2 separate regions of the Homo sapiens genome follow, and region 2 is linked to region 1. Evidence: chromatin contacts called from ENCODE Hi-C or POLR2A ChIA-PET data. All regions are on one chromosome and are shown on one strand. Each heading gives the region's core, a stretch centred on a gene start or an enhancer-like site at or near the end of the contact. The rest is flanking DNA. Distances are from core to core; before and after follow the strand shown. Region 1 holds the start of ZBBX (zinc finger B-box domain containing). Region 2 has its middle 130 kb from the start of SERPINI1.

The links. Hi-C counts contacts between places; a loop is a spot of excess contacts on that map. ChIA-PET counts read pairs that join two places held with the same protein, here RNA polymerase II (POLR2A). Pooled maps may share reads with other maps.
Region 2: a loop to region 1 is called in a pooled map, with 2.7 times the contacts of the local background. The contact joins the enhancer-like site here to the promoter of ZBBX in region 1. A Hi-C loop is called at or near these places in 1 of 168 maps with a recorded cell type or tissue (GM12878), 1 of 37 single-sample maps with no recorded cell type and 4 of 50 pooled maps. POLR2A ChIA-PET finds 5 or more read pairs at or near these places in 2 of 52 experiments (OCI-LY7 and activated naive CD4-positive, alpha-beta T cell).

The regions. Positions count from the first base shown.
Region 1 is chr3:167,378,872-167,381,629 of GRCh38, reverse strand. ZBBX (zinc finger B-box domain containing) reads left to right here and starts at 1,333. Exons shown (of 22, transcript NM_001199201.2): 1 at 1,333-1,383; 2 at 1,838-1,992.
Region 2 is chr3:167,863,103-167,865,966 of GRCh38, reverse strand. No RefSeq gene overlaps it. Among named protein-coding and RNA genes, the nearest start is that of SERPINI1, 130 kb to the right of the region's middle. Within about 2 kb of position 1,331, at least 2 of the 41 ENCODE cell types and tissues checked have a DNase peak (open chromatin) inside an H3K27ac peak, as active enhancers do.

The sequences.
Region 1 (2,758 bases), core at 84-2,583:
ATAGTCTGTGCAAGAAAACCAGTAGTATCGCACATCCACCTGAAACTAGTTCTTGTATTAAAGTTAAAGGAAGGACGTGGTAAAGTTATACCATGAACACGTTAATAGCAACCATCATAGCCACACCAGCACCACTGTTTCTTACTGTTTATTAAGCACTCAATATGGGCCTGGCTTAGAGCTAAATACTTAATATTTATTGTTTCATTTACTCTTCCATACTACATTACGTATGGACTAACTGTACTGTTATCTCATTTAAGCAGTTAGACTGAGCATTGTTACTTGCTCATGGTCACACAGCAGGTAAGTTGTGGCAGTACTGGCACTCAATCTTGAATCTGCCTGACTCCAAAATCCAGACTTATAACCAGAAGACTACCATTGTCTTCTCTTATCCATAGTGGTTGTAATCTTATATAATTGAATATGCCAAGTGAAATCATTATTTTTTTTTAAATGGGTATTGGCAGGCATAGTAATGTCAAAAGTAATGGTGTAAAGATTAGTACATTAACTGTAATAGTTAGGATTGTTAGTCTGGTACCGAGACAGATGCAATGTGGTTAAGCATAGAAGCCTATACAGTGCAGTACCAACCACACATCCTACTTGCAGTATTTAAAAAGGGAGATAAAAAACAGCATATTTAGGAAGCCAAAGATAAATTCACTACAGGTGCAGCTTTGTTCGGAAGAGTTGAGTTGAGAATTGTGGGTTAACTGTGTGTGTGTGTGTGTGTGTGTGTGTGTGTGTGTGTGTGCATATATTTGCTTTTGCTTTTTGTTTTATACCCATTAGACTCCACGGGTCATGTATTCGGTACAAAGAAAAGAGAGTTCTGGACTTTTGAAGAGACCTGGAATCTCTATTGACTTTGCCTATGGTAGCCATTGATAAATCATTTAAACATAGCATAAATGTGGGAGTTCTGAGACTAAACTCCTTGAATTAATTTGTAGGTCTGCCATTTGCTAGCTTTGTAATTTTGGATTAAGATAGTCAAATTTTTTGTGCCTTAATTTTTTTAGATTTAAGCTGGCTTGCTATGAGGAAGAATCAAATATGACATATAAGTCTCTCACTTGTGCTTGGAATATGACACATGCTCAGGTTTAGCACATACATAATCTCCAAGATCCTCTCTGGCGGAAAGCTTCCAGAGCCTGTTGAGTTTTTCCGCCCTTTTCCTTCCTGTGATCACCATTCTCTCTCATTTCGCAGGCTCCTTTTCGCCCTCTGCCGGCGGACAGTGGCAGAACCCAGCTTTCTGGTTGCTATGGGTACCGAGGTAACGCGGTAACCAAGGAGACCAAGACGGAAACTCCCGGCAGCTATCCGCGGCCATCCGGCGGTGGTGACGCGAGAGGCTGGGGTCTCCAGGTGGGTTGTCTGTCTGCGGGTGGATGAGAGGGGAGGATGGTCTCTGAGTCCGCCTAGCGGGCAGCAAGCCCGGGCTAGTTGGTGCGGGGAGCAGAGCGGGCAGCGCGGCTGGGAAGCAGACTCAGCTCGGGTGGAGCTGGAGGCACCGGCCCAGCAAGTGTTTGCTGAGCCCCTGCCATAGGCTGACATAGTGCCAGGCCTGCAGGCAGCAGGACGGGGCCCTGGCCTCAGGAGTTGAAAGCCTTTGGTATACACCAAAGACTTCCCAGCCCAAAATGCTAATGGATAAATGAATCAAGAGTGAACCCCAGACAGTGAAATTGGGGACTTCATCAGTTGTACCCCTTCTGCAGCCCGACCCTTTCAAATACTAGCCCCTTTTATCCTTTGAAGTCATTTGCACCTTATGAAAAATTTGGCACCCTGAGAAACCATATTTCATCCCCTTTTGTAGCCTTTAGTCTGCCTGCGCGTTCACATGCACCCACTTACTTCTTGAAGTCTACTCCTCACAAGTAAGGGCTATGGTGCGGGGTGCCCGATTCCTGAGAAATCTGAAGATGTGGAAGTTTATTTTTTCTTCCCAAAATCAGCAGTAGAGGGACTCAGGTATGTAAGGTTCAGTTATATATATTTTATAGCTTGACTTAAAATCTAAAGTTAACAAGGCTCATTAAAAAATATAGTAAAGTTGAAACTACACAGGATTAAAATTATACAAACTGTATGCTTATGCAAATGTAATGACTCCCTCTGCCTTTCTCCAATTTAGCTTATCTTATAGTCTACACAGAGGGCTGCCCTGACCTGTCATAATTTTACCAATTGTATTACAAATGAATTGTTTGAAAGTAGTTCCTTTATGTCTTTCAAGACACTTAATAATTCTTGCAATTATTTTATTCGCTTTTTAATTTTTACCTACTTCCTTCACCAGAGTGTAAGTTCAGTGAAGACTGGTATTATACCTGTCTGGTTGACCTTGATCCTCAGTGCTTAACCTGACACCTGGCAGGGAGAGAGTGTTCAATGTATATTTGTTGATTGCTCATCAAGATCGTTAGGAAACATGGAAAAAAGAAAACAAAAAGTTTAGTTGAAGTGGGAAAGAGGGCGTGTTTAATTTTTTCCGTAGGGTAGGTTGTGCAAAAAACTAAAAGCAGTAGAAAAAAAATTACATACTTAGCACATTATTATTGGCACTACATTATGTATAGGGACTGTATTGATTGCTGGGGTTTCAAAGGTCAATGGTAGGACCACTCTCAAATATTTGGGCTACTTAGGGAAACAAAATCTATATAAACAAAGATGCAAAAAATAACACAAGGTAACATACAATAGCAAATGAGTTTAATAAACATGGTCTTTCTAT
Region 2 (2,864 bases), core at 82-2,581, 480 kb before region 1:
ATCTGAAACCATTGCTGTAAACCCAAGTGTTGGCTACTGTGAAGGTGGGGAGTTTGCTCAGGATGGAAGAGCAGGGGCCAGTGGAAATGTCTCCTTTTTAAAGGGGCAGGAGGAATGGCAAATTAAATACTCGAGTGGTTACACTTACTTATTAATTTTTATGTGTTAATAAAGACACATAAATAAAGACACATAAATTATATGTGATTTTTAGAATAGTTTATATTGTTAGAATAAGTTTATAGTTAGGGCTATGGGGAATCATAAAATAACATTAATTCAAAAACCAAAAGAGAAACAACAGAACTAGCAAAAAGCTTAATATTATTAGCAAGAATATAAAGAGAGGTAAAAATCGAAAAAAGGAATAAACGGTAAATAGCAAATAAAGTGAGAACAACACCGAAATATTAATCTTCACACTGAATTCAAATGAACCAAATTTTCCTGTTATGAAACAAGGAATATCAAATTGGGTTTTTAAAAAATACAGACATGTGCTGTCTATAAGAAACACACTTGAAAAATGAAGGCAAATGTTGAAAAGAAAAGGATGTGCAGAATTATAAAGTCAAATCCAAATTTTAAAAAGGAGGATTGACAATATCAATATATATAAAATGAATAAAAATTTATAACAAATGCATGATAAAAGCTGTAGTTCAAGGAGTTTATAACTCACCAGGGACACAGCATCAAATATACATATACAAAAAAATCCTCCAGAAACAAAAGTAATTTAATCAAGTAAGGATGCAATACATTAATAATGGAATCAGCAGACCCCTTTTCAAATATTTAAAAACATATATTTTTAAGTATTTGTATTCTACTAACTGAGAAAATGTTATTTTCTTATGTTATCAGACCATATACAATTGTGAATCATGTGCTGTACCTCAAAGAAGCCCACAGAAATCATTTTCTCCAGTACAGCAATTAAAAGTAGGAATCAACAGCAAAATCAAGATTAAAAAAACCAAAACCTCTCTTCTTAACAACCACTAGATCAAAGTAGAAATCAGATAACTATTAACGGCAAATTACCTTGCAATTAATTTTATGAGCACTTTACTTCAAATATGGAGTTGTGGCCTTGAAATTCTTACATAAACAACAACAAAAAAGCCTGAAATTTAGCAATTAAGAATTCAACTTACGGAAGTGGGAGGGGACCAAATTCTGTTATTCTAAGAGCTGAGCTATTTTAGGCTTCTGACTTATCTAATATATTTAAGGCCATACTACACAGAAATCATGGGGAGGCCTGGCAAGGATTCAGGTCTATTTTTGACAATTTCCATGTCATAGGCAGGAGCATTAATCTGGCAGCTCTTGCTCTGTGGGGCTCATGGGTAGATCCTCAGCCACAAATGCAGAAGAAGGTGGAAACTGTTAGGCATCAGCCTACCACATTGGCTGCTCATGAACAACTAGGAGCATCAGCCTCCTTCTTGGTTCTTCTCAAGACTTCCTGCAAGCCTTGCAGGTGGGTAGGCGGGGATCTGAAAGAAGCATCTTCACCCAAGAGTGGCGCTCCGGGCTCAGCGATTCTTAGCAAGCTGATGGCTCTCATTTTGGGCAGTAATGACCATGGTGCAGGTTACACCTTACCAAAGCCCACCAGGAGCCAGCCCAGTCCCACTTTACTGGCCAGATCACGGCCTGGTTTGTCCTTCTCCTCCATCCCCACAAGAGGGTCACCTTCTCCTAATTTGCACAGAGGTGCAGCAGGGCCATAAATAGAATGGAGATGGTGATAGTCAAAGACTGCAGGTCATAAGCCGTTTCCTTTCTGGGCCCAGGTGGGAGCTTAGGGAAGCCATCCAGATGACGCAATGATGAGCTGAGGCGATGGTCAGGGGTCTGATCTGTCCTTCCACAGGAAGGTGGGAATGGAAGGAACACATGTCTTTTAGAGTTAGACGCTAGGAAACCACAAAAGCAAGGTGTTAGCACTTCCTCCTGTTCTCCCCCTTGCTCTCCCTGAAGCAAGAACACAGTCTTTATAGGTCATGATGCTGTGCCAGGAAGGTGTGAATTCAAGCTCCACCATCTGAGCTGTGCTTCTGAGAACCCTTGGCCTCCAGCCACAGAAGGGATAGAGCTGCCTTCTTTTTGAGCATGGCTTATATCAAATGTGGCTCAAGCATGTGCCAGGTACCCAAAAACAGGATGGAGCCCTAATTCGGGCCTGAAGCCTCCTTTCACCGCCCTCCACCTCAAGGGCTGCTCACACCCTGTTCATCCTCCATTGATTTAAAAATTTGACTTTGAAGAAGCACAGGGATTTCCCAATACTTTGAAGCCCTATGCAAGCTTGTCCAACCTGTGGCCTGTGGATCGCAGGGAGACCAGGATGGCTTTTAATGTGGTCCAACACAAACTGGTAAACTTTCTTAAAATATTATGAGATTTTTTTTTTGAGATTTTTTTTTTTTTGGTCAACAGCTACTATTAGTGTTAGTGTATTTTATGTGTGGCCCAAGACAATTCTTCTTCTTCCAGTGTAGCCCAGGGAAGCCAAAAGATTGGACATTCCTGCTACAGATTCAATACACAACGTGGTGCCCCATGGTACTCCTGAAGCTTGCTACTCAGTCCTAAAACCAACAGTGCCAGCATCCCCTGGGAGACAAGACCCCCAGGAGATGGGTGTGCACACTCAAATTTGAGAAGCACTGCCCTACCAGACCATTTTCTCTCTGCCCCAGTCAGAATTAGGCCATGAGGCCGGGCGTGGTGGCTCACGCCTGTAATCCCAGCACTTTGTGAGGCCGAGGTTGGCGGATCACGAGGTCAGGAGATCAAACCATCCTGGCTAACATGGTGAAACCCCGTCTTTACTAAAAATACAAAAATTT